2 separate regions of the Homo sapiens genome follow, and region 2 is linked to region 1. The links are chromatin loops, found by intact Hi-C in ENCODE. Cell type or tissue: tibial artery. All regions are shown on one strand. Links, peaks and the distances in the headings refer to the core of each region. The heading gives the core; the rest is flanking DNA.

Region 1 (6,851 bases), core at 1,491-6,490:
GCTCAGGGACTTCATAGCAAATGGATCAGGCTGCCTTGTGTGCAGTTACATTTATAAATACATGTGATTTTCCAAGAACCAGAGAGCAGAGCACATAAGAATCAACAAGGTGGCCAGGTGCAGTGGCTCACGCCTGTAATCCCAGCACTTTGGGAGGCTAAGGCGGGCGGATCACGAGGTCAGGAGATTGAGACCATCCTGGCTAACATGGTGAAACCCCGTCTCTACTAAAAATACAAAAAATTAGCTGGATGTGGTGGCGGGCACCTGTAGTCCCAGCTACTACTCAGGAGGCTGAGGCAGGAGAATGGCGTGAACCCAGGAGGTGGAGCTTGCAGTGAGCCGAGATTACACCACTGCACTCCAGCCTGGGCGACAGAGCGAGACTTCATCTCAAAAAAATAATAAATAAATAAAAATAAATAAAGAATCAACAAGGTTTGTCCAGCTGTCTTGAGCAATCCCACTGATCTGCTCAGGAAATACCACATTTCACTCATTAGATGTGGCTCAATCGATCAAGCCACTCAGGCCTGATTTGAGGCTCCAGTTCACAGTGAAATGGTCCCTGCACTCTTCCATCACCCTTCAATAGGTCAACTCACCTCCTTCCCTGTCAGTCAACACAAGAGAGTGAGCTCGGCCGCAGGAGACCTGCAGCACCCGTGTCTCCTGAGGTCTGTCCAGAGGCAGGGAGACGGGTGAGGGCTCCAACACATACTCGTAGCCCCTCGCTGGAAAAGACACAGGACACTGATTGAGGCATGCATTTCTACCACTGGAAATCATACTGTCCAACTCCACGCTACTACACTGGAAAAAAGAGAGTCGGAGGTAGGAAAGACTCATCAAGACAGGTAAGTTAGGCGCAGAGCAAGGACCAGAAGCCCAACTCCCAGCCCATGGCATGGGCTGTCTCTATTACATAATGCGGGTTCCAGAAAAGCATACTTGGTCTTCTGGCTGGGCGCAGTGGCTCATGCCTGTAATCCCAGCACTTTGGGAGGCCGAAGCGGGCAGATCACCTGAGGTCAGGAGTTCGAGACTAGCCTGGCCAAAATGGTGAACCCCATCTCTATTTAAAATACAAAAATTAGCCGGGCATGGTGGCGGGCGCCTCTAATCCCAGCTACTCGGGAGGCTGAGGCAGAAGAACTGCTTGAACCCGGAAGGCGGAGGTTGCAGTGAGCTGAGATTGCGCCATTGCACTTCAGCCTGGGGGACAAGAGCGAGACTTCATCTGGAAAAAAAAAAAAAATGCATACTTCGTCTTCTTATTAAAGAAATCTTGGCCGGGCAGTGGCTCATGCCTGTAATCCCAGCGCTTTGGGAGGCCAAGGCAGGCGGATCACTTGAGGTCAGGAGTTTGATACCCACCTGGCCAACAAGGTGAAACCCCCGTCTCTACTAAAAATACAAAATTAGCCAGACGTGATGGTGGACGCCTGTAGTCCCAGCTACTTAGGAGGCTGAGGCAGGAGAACTGCTTGAACCCAGGAGGCGGAGGTTGCCAGTGAGCCAAGATTGCACCACTGCACTCCAGCCTTCTGGGAGACAGAGCGAGACACTGTTTTAAAAAAAAAATACAAAAATACAAAAATCAGCCAAGCATCATGGTGCATGCCTGTTGGTCCCAGCTACTTGGGAGGCTGAGGTGGGAGGATCACTTCCAGCTACTTTGGAGGCTGAGATGGGAGGATCACTTGGGCCAGGGAGGTTAAGGCTGCAGTGAGCAGTGATCATGACACTGCACTCCAGCATGGGTGACAGGGCAAGACCCTGTCTCCCCTTACCCCCCCAAAAAATTAAACTGTTGGAATTTGCTTCAAATTTATTGAGGGGGAAGGTGGGAAAAATGAAGAAAACGAGACTGGCATGAGTTGATGATGCCTGAAGCTGGTGATGCCACATCATACTACTCTGCACACTTCTGTAAGTCTAAAATTGCTCTGAATAAAAGGTATAAAAAATGTAACGCGGGCCGGGCACGGTGGGTCACGCCTGTAATCCCACCACTTTGGGAGGCCGAGGCAGGTGGATCACCTGAGGTCGGGAGCTTGAGACCAGCCTGACCAACGTGGAGAAACCCCATCTCTACTAAAAATACAAAATTAGCCAGGCATGGTGGCACATGCCTGTAAATCCCAGCTACCTGGAAAGCTGAGGCAAGCGAATTGCTTAAATCCAGGAGGAGGAGGCTGCGGTCAGCCAAGATCACGCCATTGCACTCCAGCCTGGGCAACGAGAGTGAAACTCTGACTCAAAAAAAAAAAAAAAAAAGTAATGTAACATCTTACAGCTAATAAAGACTTCTATACTGACTTATAAAAGACATCTGATATATAGGTCGGGCATGGTGGCTCACACCTGTAATCCCAGCACTCTGGGAGGCCAAGGCAGGTGGACCACTTGAGGTCAGGAGTTCAACACCAACCTGGCCAACGTGGTGAAACCCCCGTCTCTACTAAAATCCCCAAATTAGCCAGGTGTGATGGCGGGCGCCTGTAGTACCAGCTACTCAGGAGGCCGAGGCAACAGAATCACCTGAACCCAGGAGGTGGAGGTTGCAGTGAGCTGAGATCATGCCACTGCACTCCAGCCTGGGCGACAGCAAGACTCCATCTCAAACAAACAAACAAAAAAGATATCTGATACAAAATAAATGAAAAAAGACAGAAAACAAAATATATGCTATGTATGTAAAAATGTATTTGTCTGTGAACAAGGGAACAGGAAAAAACAAAAATGAAAGGTTTGTCCAGTATGTACTTCTGGGTAATTTCCTATGTTATTTTATATTTATTTATTTATTTATCTTTTATTTATTTTGAGACGGAGTCTTGCCCTGTCGCCCAGGCTGGAGGGCAGTGGTGCGATCTCGGCTCACTGCAACCTCTGCCTCCCAGTTCAAGCGATTCTCCTGCCCCAGCCTCCCGAATAGCTGGGATTACAGGCGCGCGCCTCCATGCCCAGCTAATTTTTGCATTTTTAGTAGAGACGGGGTTTCACCATGTTGGTCAGGCTGGTCTCAAACTTCTGATCTCGTGATCCACCCGCCTCGGCCTCCCAAAGTGCTGGGATTACAGGCGTGAGCCACTGCGCCTGGCATTTCCTCTCTATTTTAGGAACTCTTTCTTTTTTCTTTTTTTTAAGAGACATGATCTTGCTCTGTTGCCCAGGCTGGAGTGCGGTGGCGCAATCACCGCTCACTGCAGCCTCAAACTCCTGGGCTCAAGCAATCCTCCTACCTCAGCCTCTGGAGTAACTAGGATTATAGGTGCATGCCACCATGCTCAGCTAATTCTTTTTCGTTTTTCATTTCTTTTTTTTAGAGACAGAGTCTCGCTATGTTGCCCAGCGTGGTCTGGAACTCCAGGCCTCAAGCAATCCCTCCCATCTCGGCCTCCCAAAGTGCTGGGATTACAGGCGTGAGCCCCTGTGCCTGGCCAAGGAAATATTTCTTACTGTTCTCACAGTAATTTTTAGCTAATGTCTACTTTTCTGTTTGTTTGTTTGTTTGTTTAGGACAGTCTCACTCTGTCACCCAAGCTGGAGTGTAGTGGCATGATCTCGACTCACTGCAACCTCCACCTCCCAGGTTCAAGAGATTCTTGTGCCTCAGCCTCCGAAGTAGCTGGGACTATACAGGTGCGTGCCACCATGCCCGGCTAATTTTTTATATTTTTAGTAGAGACGGGGTTTCACCATGTTGGCCAGGCTGGTCTCGAACTCCTGGCCTCAAGTGATCTGCCCTCCTCGGCTTCCCAAAGTGCTGGGATTACAGGCTGCCCTCCTCGGCTTCCCAAAGTGCTGGGACTACAGGCGTGAGGCACCACGCCCAGCCAGGCTAATGTCTACTTTTTAAAATGCCATTATAAGTTATTTCTAACATTTTTACAATCCAAGGCTCAAACATTTGGAATAAAGCCTCCATGTTAACGATTTCAATGCTTTTTCCCTCCAAAACATATTCTAGGCACTGCAGAGTACTTCACGCTGTCTGTCTCCAAGCCAGGAAAAAAAGGTCATCTCTTTTAGGCCACAAAAGAACATCTTTACTTATCTGCAAATGCCAGGTGCTTGCCTTTTGCCTGAGGGTTCAACATTGTTACCAAAGAGGCTAAAAAATAACCTAGCCCAGATGGTTTCAAACAACATCCCTTTAAGTCTTCCTCTATTTCTTTGCTATTTCTTTGTTTATGTAACCATGTTCTTGAACACCAAAGGGAGGGCTGGGCGCTGTGCCTCATGCCTGTAATCACAGCACTTTGGGAGGCTGAGGAGGGTGGATCACCTGAGCTCAGGAGTTCGAGACCAGCCTGGTGAACATAGTGAAACCCCAACTCTACTAAAAATGCAAAAATTAGGCAGGCATGGTGGCATGTGCCTGTAATCCCAGCTACTCGGGAGGCTGAGGCAGGAGAATCACTTGAACCCGGGAGGTGGAGGTTGCAGTGAGCCAGGATCTCGCCACTGCACTCTAGCCTGGCAACAGACTGAGACTCTGTCTCAAAAAAAATACAAAAAAAGAGCTTTCTCAGACCAATCCCGGCAAAGAGGAGACAAGGTAGGGATGCTCACTTTTATCTTTCCGGCTCCTGTGAAATCCAAGCTGAGAATCTTTGTTGAGTCCCATCCCCCAGACTTTCGTAACATCCGCAGTCTTAGAGGACAGCAGTGTGAATCCATAGCCGCAAGCAGCAGATGAAATCTGAAAAGCAGTTCCCACAAAGCATGAACTGATTTATAATGTCAAGTTTGTTCAGTAGTAAATGACAGGTTATTTATCAAATCCAAGAACACATACTATTTACGGGGGTTTTGTTTTTGTTTTTGAGACAGTCTCACTCTGTTGCCCAGGCTGGAGTGCAGTGGCGCAATCTCGGCTCACTGCAATCTCCATCTCCCAGGTTCAAGCCTCCCAAGTAGCTGGGACTACAGGTGTGCACACCACGTCTGGCTAACTTCTGTATTTTTAGTAGAGACAGAATTTCACTATGTTGGCCCAGGTGATCTCAAATTCCCGGCCTCAAGTGATCTGTCCGCCTTGGCTTCCCAAGGTGCTGGGACTATATGCGTCAGCCACCGTGCCTGGCCCAAGAACACATATTATTAAGACAGCAACTAGCATTTATTGAGCATTTACTATATGTTTGATAAGTATTATCTCATTTAATCTTTATAATCACTCTATGAAGGGTGATTTACACATAGACCATAAATATAGTCTATTTATGGTCTATGTCAGCTTACCACTAGGTATTACCATCCCCATTCACCAAGATCAAGACACTATCTAGCAGCAGCCGAGTACGGTGGCTCACACCTGTAATCCCAGCACTTTGGGAGGCTGAGGCAGGCAGATCACTTGAGGTCAGGAGTTTGAGACCCGCTTTGGCCAACATGGTGAAACCCCATCTCTACTAAAAATACAAAAATTAGCTAGGCATGGTGGCGTGCGCCTGTAATCTCAGCTACTCGGGAGGCAGGAGAAGTGCTTGAACCTGGGAGGCAGAGGTTGCAGTGAGCCAAGATGGCGCCACTGCATTCCAGCCTGGGTGACAGAATAAGACTCTGTCTCAAAAACAAAACAAAACAAAACAAAACAAAAAACACCACCATCTCTTAGCGCGGTAGGTAAGTTGACAGATCTCCTTAGTTTTGAATCCTGGCCCCATCCTTACCAACTGTGTGATCTGAGATAGATTACTTTACCTCTATATCTGTTTCTCCTTCTCTAAAAAGTAAAGATGATAATAGTACCATCTCTCTCACTAAGCTGTTGTGAAGACTAAACGAGTTAATATAGCTAAAGCCCTTATAGGGAATAGTACCCATCTCAAGGTAAGAGCTATATTTTGAGCCTAGGCAACAAAGTGACAACCTGTCTCTATGAAAAAATCAAAATTTAAGCTTGGTCCCAGCTACATGGGAGGCTGAAGCAGGAGGATCACTTGAATCCAGGAGGTCGAGGCTGCAGTGACCCATGATCACGCCACTGTACTCCAGCCTGGGCAACAGAGCCAGATCAAAAAAAAAAAACAAACCTATATTTTGTACTCTATTTTGTATTTTAAATTTATACATATACATATACATATACATATATATATATATATATATATATATATATGGAGAGAGAGAGAGACAGAGAGATGAGTTCTCACTGTGTTACCCAGGCTGGTCTCAAACTCTTGAACTCAAATGATCCTCCTGCCTTGGCCTCCCAAAGTGCTGAAATTACAGGCATGAGCTACCGCACCTGGCCTATATTGTATGCTTTTTGTTGTTGTTGTTTAGTTTTTGTTATTGCTTTTGTTATTATATTTTCTATTTCTTATTGCTGTTAGCAGTAGTATAAGGCAGATGAGAAAGTGTGGCTTCTAAAGGTTGAGTAACTTGACTGCATGCTTTTCACTGACACTACACCGTTACGTACTCAGGCTATTACCATGAAAAGGAAAACTCAGTACTACAGCTACTGTGAATTTAACACAGTGACAACCCCAAGGTCTTTGTTGGGTGTTTTAACTACACTCTCATCAATCCTCCCTTCACTGACCCGATGAGAAAACCGGGGCTTCCAGTGAGGTTGGATATAGACCAAAGATGGTTTGATTTTAAAATCAATCCTCTTTCAGCCAGGCACAGTGGCTCACGCCTGTAATCCCAGCACTTTGGGAGGCCAAGGCGGGCGGATCGCTTGAGTTCAGTTCAAGACCAGTCTAGCAAACATGGCGAAACCCCATCTCTACTAAAAATACAAAAATTTGCCGGGCTAGGTGGCAGGACGATCTCTTGAGCCCAGGAGGTCGAGGCTGCAGTGAGCTATGATGACACCACTGCACTCC
Region 2 (6,369 bases), core at 1,370-6,369, 350 kb after region 1:
TGAGGTCCACTATGTCCTGCTGGATCCTTCCTGCAGTGGCTCGGGTGAGATGGTGAGAAGGCGTGGCTGAGGGACTCGGAGGTCCACAGCAGCTTAGACCTGGAGTCATCTGTTTTGGTCTTAGTTCTGACACTTTAATGGGCTTGGGACCCTGGAGCAAAAGTTCTCCTCTGTGAGGCAAGGATTTCAGGAGCGAGGATTTCAGGACTGAGGCAGCCTGTGAAGCTGTGTAACCGAGACACGCTTTTCCTTAGGTATGCCGAGCAGACAGCTGGAGGATCCCGGGGCAGGGACACCTAGCCCGGTGCGTCTGCATGCCCTGGCAGGGTTCCAGCAGCGAGCCCTGTGCCACGCGCTCACTTTCCCTTCCCTGCAGCGGCTCGTCTACTCCATGTGCTCCCTCTGCCAGGAGGAGAATGAAGACATGGTACCAGATGCGCTGCAGCAGAACCCGGGCGCCTTCAGGTACAGGGCGGGCGCCAGGGTCGTGGAGGGGGGGATGGGGTGAACTGCTCTCTTACCCAGCATTGGGGCTGTTTCTCTTGCAGGCTAGCTCCCGCCCTGCCTGCCCGGCCCCACCGAGGCCTGAGCACGTTCCCGGGTGCCGAGCACTGCCTCCGGGCTTCCCCCAAGACCACGCTTAGCGGTGGCTTCTTCGTTGCTGTAATTGAACGGGTCGAGATGCCGATGTGAGTGAGTGGGGGCATGCTTGGGAGGCGCAGGATGGTACTGGCACATCTAACATCTACACTTCTCTAGCTCAGCCTCACAGGCCAAAGCATCAGCACCAGAACGCACACCCAGCCCAGCCCCAAAGAGAAAGAAGAGACAGCAAAGAGCCGCAGCCGGTGCTTGCACACCGCCTTGCACATAGCAGAGGCTCCAGGCTGACTCCTTCCTGGTGGGAAAGGAAGATGCCTGTCCTCTCCGTGGAGGACCCTGGGCCCTCACCGCAGGCAGCAGTTTGCATTTTGAAAGGTTATTGGGTCCCTTCCTCGGGCTGTGTTCTTGCTGGTGAGCAAAAGTGTTGCCTGCAGAAATAAAATGCAGAACGTACTCTACGATAGATCACAGTTTTTTATTCTTAATGTCACAAGCAGGAGAAAAATCTCACATTCATACTAAAAATTCCAACTAGACTCAACAGGAATGAAGTCTCTATTTGTAATGGAAAGTCCCAGCCTCCCGCTGCCGTCCAGTGTGTGTACTGTACACATCCACACTCACTCTCACTCAGGGTTCCCGGACCGGCTGTCCTGCCTGCGGAACTGAGGTAAACAAGCTCAGGTACTGACACTAGGAGGGTCTACCTTACATAAGGTACAGGTAGAAGCTTGATTGCTAGGCCCAGGCCCACCCAGACCCTCCAATCCTAACAGGTATTTAGGCTTGAGGTTCACTCCCTCCTCAGCTGCACACGCAGCCAGGTATAACACTCGCCCTCAGTCACAACGGGGAGGGGGCACCGGTTACATCTACATCACATTATTTATAAAATAAGAATTACATTTCATATAACATGGCCAGAAGGAGCTCTAGTCCCCCAGGAAAGCTGCCGGGGACAGCATTTGAGCCTCTTCTTTGCACAGGCATAACTTAACTATACAGCTAATTCCTAGTTAATAGCATTTATACTTAACCACCTCAATGAACCAAGCTTGAAGGAATTTAAAAGGCAATTTAGCTTAAATACAAAAATAAATTTTTGTTAAAAAACGTTTAAATATTTTTTTCTTTTAATTTAGACACACGCATTCATACTTCTCCCAAAGAGGTTGGGCGTGACAGCAAGGCGCTTGGGCCTGGGGTATGTGGTTTCAGAAGGACGGAAGGAAAGGATGGGCTGCAGAGGGCCCTGTTTGGGAAAAATAGGATTTTAAAAATATGGTTCATTAATTTAGGTTTTCTAACATCTACTTTGGGTGACGTAGCCTCCAGTGAGGTCAGTTAAGTGGGACAGAAACCGCAGAGGGAAGAGGTCTTTGCTTCCCCTGGGCCCATTCTCCCTGGCTGCCAGCCCTTGAAGTCAGAACACCATGGGAAAATTCAGGAGTCGGCACTTGTAGCCGTCAAGTGGTGCTACTTTCCACATTCAATTAGCGAGGCCCCAGAAAACTTGAAACAGGAAGTCCGGCACTACCAACATGCCGCCACTCATACAACTCAACTCTTCCTCCAAACTCGATTCAAAGAGCAATACACAGAGCGTCAGACAAAGGAACACAGGACAAGGCTTGAAACATACAATCCTGGAGAGGCAGACGAGGGCCCAATGGGGCCAAAGGGTAGCTGGGCGAGGAGGCAGCTGAAGCAGCAGTGGGCATCCTGCCTGCTCCAAGAGCTTCTCCCTTCACCCCTGGCTCTGCCAGGCTAACAGTCTTGAGCCACCAAGCTCTGAGGGGCCAAACTGGCAGAGGGTTGGAGATGAAACATTGATTCAGGCTTGGCAGGAAGAAAACGGCAGGAGCAGCACCCACTGGGGTCTCCAAGGCAAAGCTAGATTCAAGGGCATTTAAAAAGGAGGGAATCCTGCAAGGAACCGGTGAGGGACACAGCAGCAAGAAATGGGGAAACAGAGTCCCCAGAAGGGACCAGAGGAAGAGAACCACTTCTCACAGCTAAGCCAAGCAAGATAAAGCTTTAGGGATAACCCATTTCCCAAATCCCATCAGGTGCACACCACCGATCCAGGCGGGCTGGACCCTGCCCCCTCCAGCGACGACGGCTCTCGGGGAAAGGTGGAAGGGGCGCCTGCCTAAGGGTGCGCTAAGCGGGAGTCAGGGCAGCGGACACTATGTACAGGTCCTTAGTTCTCCAGCCTCCCCAGTGGAACTGTTCAAGTAGAGGTCCCGGGCTTTGGCCCTCCGCATCCTGCTTCCCCTTCCCTGAGGCTTGTGCTTCCTCCAGAAGGGAAAGGGCCCCAGGGCTGCCACTGCCCCCTGGCGGCTGAAGCCAGAGATCCGGGGTAGGTTTGCTTTACGCAGCTGGAAGGGTCCAAGGCTCTTTCTAGCACGTGCCAAGGTCCAGATTTAGGGAAGGGGTGGGGGGAACAGGGACAGGGGACAAAGGCTACTTTTTGCGGGTGTGCTGCCTTCGGGCCTGCAGTCGCTGTCGAGCCCCTGGGGTCTTGGATCCCGCACCAATGGAAAATGAAGGGGCCGCCGATCCTGGAAAGATTCAACAAGACCTCATCAGGGCAGCTGCTACCTGAGACTCTGGCTCTGGGTGCCCAAATCTCTGGAAGGCCAGGCCAGTAATAAAACACAGGGTGCCTCAATAGGGCTTTCCCCGCTGCGTCAGAAACACTGTACGGGAGGAGCCTCCTGAAATGCAAACTCCCAGAGTCTCAGAGCGAGGCCCACGAATCCATTTTTACCTGGCTTCCCATGGGAGGCAAACTTCCACCCCGGACAGCTCCTCTCTGATCTCTGCCATCCAACTCCCATCCCTGGGCTGTGCTGTACTCCTAACCCGAAATGTCTTTCCTGTGCTGAACCTGATCTTCACGGGGCCTCAGAGGGCCAGGAGCCTGCCACCCCACCCAACCTCTCCTCAGACAGACGAGCAGGGCCACAGGGTGGCTTGCTGCTTACCGAACGGTCCAACACCAACAAAGCCTTGGGCGGGTGCTGAAGATGCCCCAAAGGAGAGGCTGCTGCCCGATGTGCCCACTCCAGGCGCAGGGGTGTTCTGACCAAAGGTGGGGGTGGCGGTGCCTGGAATGAAGAGAACAGAGAGCTAGCCAGTGAGCAGAGGGCGGAGGCAGGCGAGGAGCCGGGCAGGAGCCTGTGCTCTGCAGGGCACTTCCCACGGGACCCTCAGCCCCACTTCTGCTTCTGGGGCACTCCTCCATCAGCAGCTGAGCCAGACAACCGAGTCTTCATGCCTGGTGCCCCAGCTCAGCCTGCTTCTCCCACCCGCTAATGGCCACGCCAGGGCAGAGAAAAAGCCCCCCTGCCCCGCAGCCACCTCGTGGGCCTCCTGACCATCGCTGCAGAGGGGAGTACTCTGGGGCCCCCGCCTCCTAGCGTACCTGGGTTGGCTACCTCCTCTGTTCAGGCCTTTTCCCCCTAGCCACCGTCCCCTCCCCTCTGAAGCCTGGTTTGTCCGTCCTGTGTCTTTTGTGATGCCCCGTGGTCCCCTCCCTTCCCCGGCCTTGCCCTGACTGGCTCTGGCTGCCTGCCCGATGCCCTCTCTGGCAGCCCCTCTGCAGGGATGGCTGCTCTCAGGGCTTGGCCTCCGGCCCGGACAAGGGGAAGCTCCCTGTGCTCCCACGCTGCTTCCACACAGTTTCTCTTCCTTCCCTAAATACCGTAACTCAGGTTCAAATCACTTTAATCTGCCATGTCCTCATGTCACCTGTCAACTGCCAGGTCACTCCCTGATTCACAGAGGACCCTTGGCTCACTGGCTTCCTCCCCATCACCACTCACGGTGACTTCGCCCTGTGGGGCTGACTGATGGTCCTCTCAGCCCCTCGGCCCTGCCACCCCCATGACCTCCTCTCCCCGACCCCTGCCACCACTCCTGCAGCCACACTGTCACCACAACTGCTCCGGCTCCCGAATCTCCTGCAGGCACCACCCCTCCTGCAGCTGACTTCACCCGCTCTCCACTCCTGCACCCCCTGAGCTGCATCGGGGCACTGACCCGCTGCCCCTCCTGCTGTGCTTGCTGGGGTCTCCACAGCCGGGTGGCACCAGCTGTCCGCTGACCTTAGATCTATACCCAGTGTCGCTGGGAAACACACGCCATGCTAACTGGCCTCACTTTAACTTCACAATCACAATTTTCCAGCCCACAAACTGCCTGGAAACTGATCACACTTTTTAATATGATGTTCCTTTCCCCCACTGTCCAAAATGACTATTTCAAAAGACCCCTTTTTTATACACTTTATCCCGACCTTCCCTCTCCCAGATTTTCTCTCCTACTTCACGAAGCAAACAGAAGCCATGGGATCTACATTCATCTTCCACACGGGAGGAACCATCACTGCATCCTTCTGCCTGATTCTGCAATGGTTTTCCTGAACACTTAAGACCCAAACACCCAACCCTGGCCACAAACAATCCTCGCCTCTTGGCCTCCTTCCACACCACTGCTTTAGCTCCTGCCCTCCTGCCATGCTTGTCTTTGTTCTGCTCTTCAACATACCAAACATGTTTCTGCCTCTGGGCCTTTGCATGCGCCATCCTGGGCCTGAAAGGCATGTCCACTTGTGCTGTGCCCACCCCCACCCCACCCCCATATTCAGCTTACGCTTGAGACAGTCTTGCTCTGTCACCTAGGCCAGAGTACAGTGTGGCATGATCTTCGCTCACTGCCACCTCCACCTCCTGGGTTGAAACATTCTTCTGCCTCAGCCTCCCGAGCAGCTGGGATTACAGGTGGGTACCACCATGCCCGGCTAATTTTTTGGTATTTTTAGTAGAGACAGGGTTTCGCCAAGTTGCCCAGGCTGGTCTTGAACTCCTGTCCTCAAGTGATCCACCCTCCTTGGCCTCCCAAAATATTGGGATTACAAGCATGAGCCACTGCGCCCAACCTTCAGCTTACAATTGTTAAGTACTCAGAAGGCCTTTGACCAGTTAAATCCACAATGGCTCCTCCAGTCATTACTACGTTAGCAAAACATGTATCATGCCCTGGCATCTCACTGAGTTCTATATTCAGTGCCTGTCTCTTCACTGCCACAGCATAAGCTCCCCGAGACCACAGGCTTCACAGGCACAGCTTTTCAGTGTCCGGCCCGGTAGCCCAAGTCCACGCCCCTCCTTACCTCCAAACACAGGTTTGCTCTCAGTTGTGCTGCCCACGTTGAAGGCAAACGGTGTGCTCTGGCCGGTGGTGCCCAGGGCGTTCTGACCTAAGCCCCCTGTGAAGGGGGTGGAGGTGGCTGTGCTCCCACTCTGTCCTGCTCCAAAGCTGAAAGCTCCGGTGGTGGCGCTGGAGCCTGGGGTGGCCACGTTGATCCCAAAGCTCCCACTGCCAGCGGGGGCTGCCGAACCCCCAAACGTGAAGGGTGATGGTGTTGTGCTGCCAAACACCGAGCTGCTGCTCCCGCTGCTGGCGGTCTGGGTGGTGGCTCCAAAGCCGGAGCTGGTGGCTGCACCGAAGGAGAAGACAGCAGTGGAGCCGCCAAAGGCGGGCTGTGAGCTGGCGGGAGCGCCGAAGGCGGAAGCCGTGGCTTTCAATCCAAACGCCGAGTGCGTGGCACCGCCAAAGGTAGGCTGGATGGGCGTAGGCACGTGCGCAGGCACGATCTTGATCGTGGACGCAGGTGCAGGTGTGGGTGCAGTAGCCGGGGCCGGGGCTGCAGAGTTTCCAAAAGTGAAAGAGCTGCCAAAGCTGGGGGTAAGGGCTGGC

The links. Peaks named below come from ENCODE experiments on the same cell type or tissue, not always from the same donor. Only the 100,000 strongest peaks of a DNase experiment are listed, where the experiment ranks them.
Region 2: it touches region 1 in a loop (9-fold over the local background); 1 of 110 quality-filtered maps calls a loop at or near these places.

The regions. Positions count from the first base shown.
Region 1 is chr7:75,066,059-75,072,909 of GRCh38, forward strand. It overlaps RCC1L (RCC1 like), which reads right to left. Exons shown (of 11, transcript NM_030798.5): 2 at 4,582-4,711; 3 at 606-734. Among named protein-coding and RNA genes, the nearest start is that of RCC1L, 4.3 kb to the right of the region's middle. In tibial artery, for the core only: no CTCF peak of the experiment used is centred there; a DNase peak (open chromatin) is centred at 3,432; H3K27ac peaks cover 199 bases.
Region 2 is chr7:75,415,727-75,422,095 of GRCh38, forward strand. It overlaps POM121C (POM121 transmembrane nucleoporin C), which reads right to left. Exons shown (of 15, transcript NM_001099415.3): 13 at 5,783-6,369; 14 at 3,594-3,716; 15 at 1,060-3,167. The coding sequence ends at 3,070. It also overlaps the pseudogene NSUN5P1. Among named protein-coding and RNA genes, the nearest start is that of TRIM73, 23 kb to the left of the region's middle. In tibial artery, for the core only: no CTCF peak of the experiment used is centred there; a DNase peak (open chromatin) is centred at 3,609.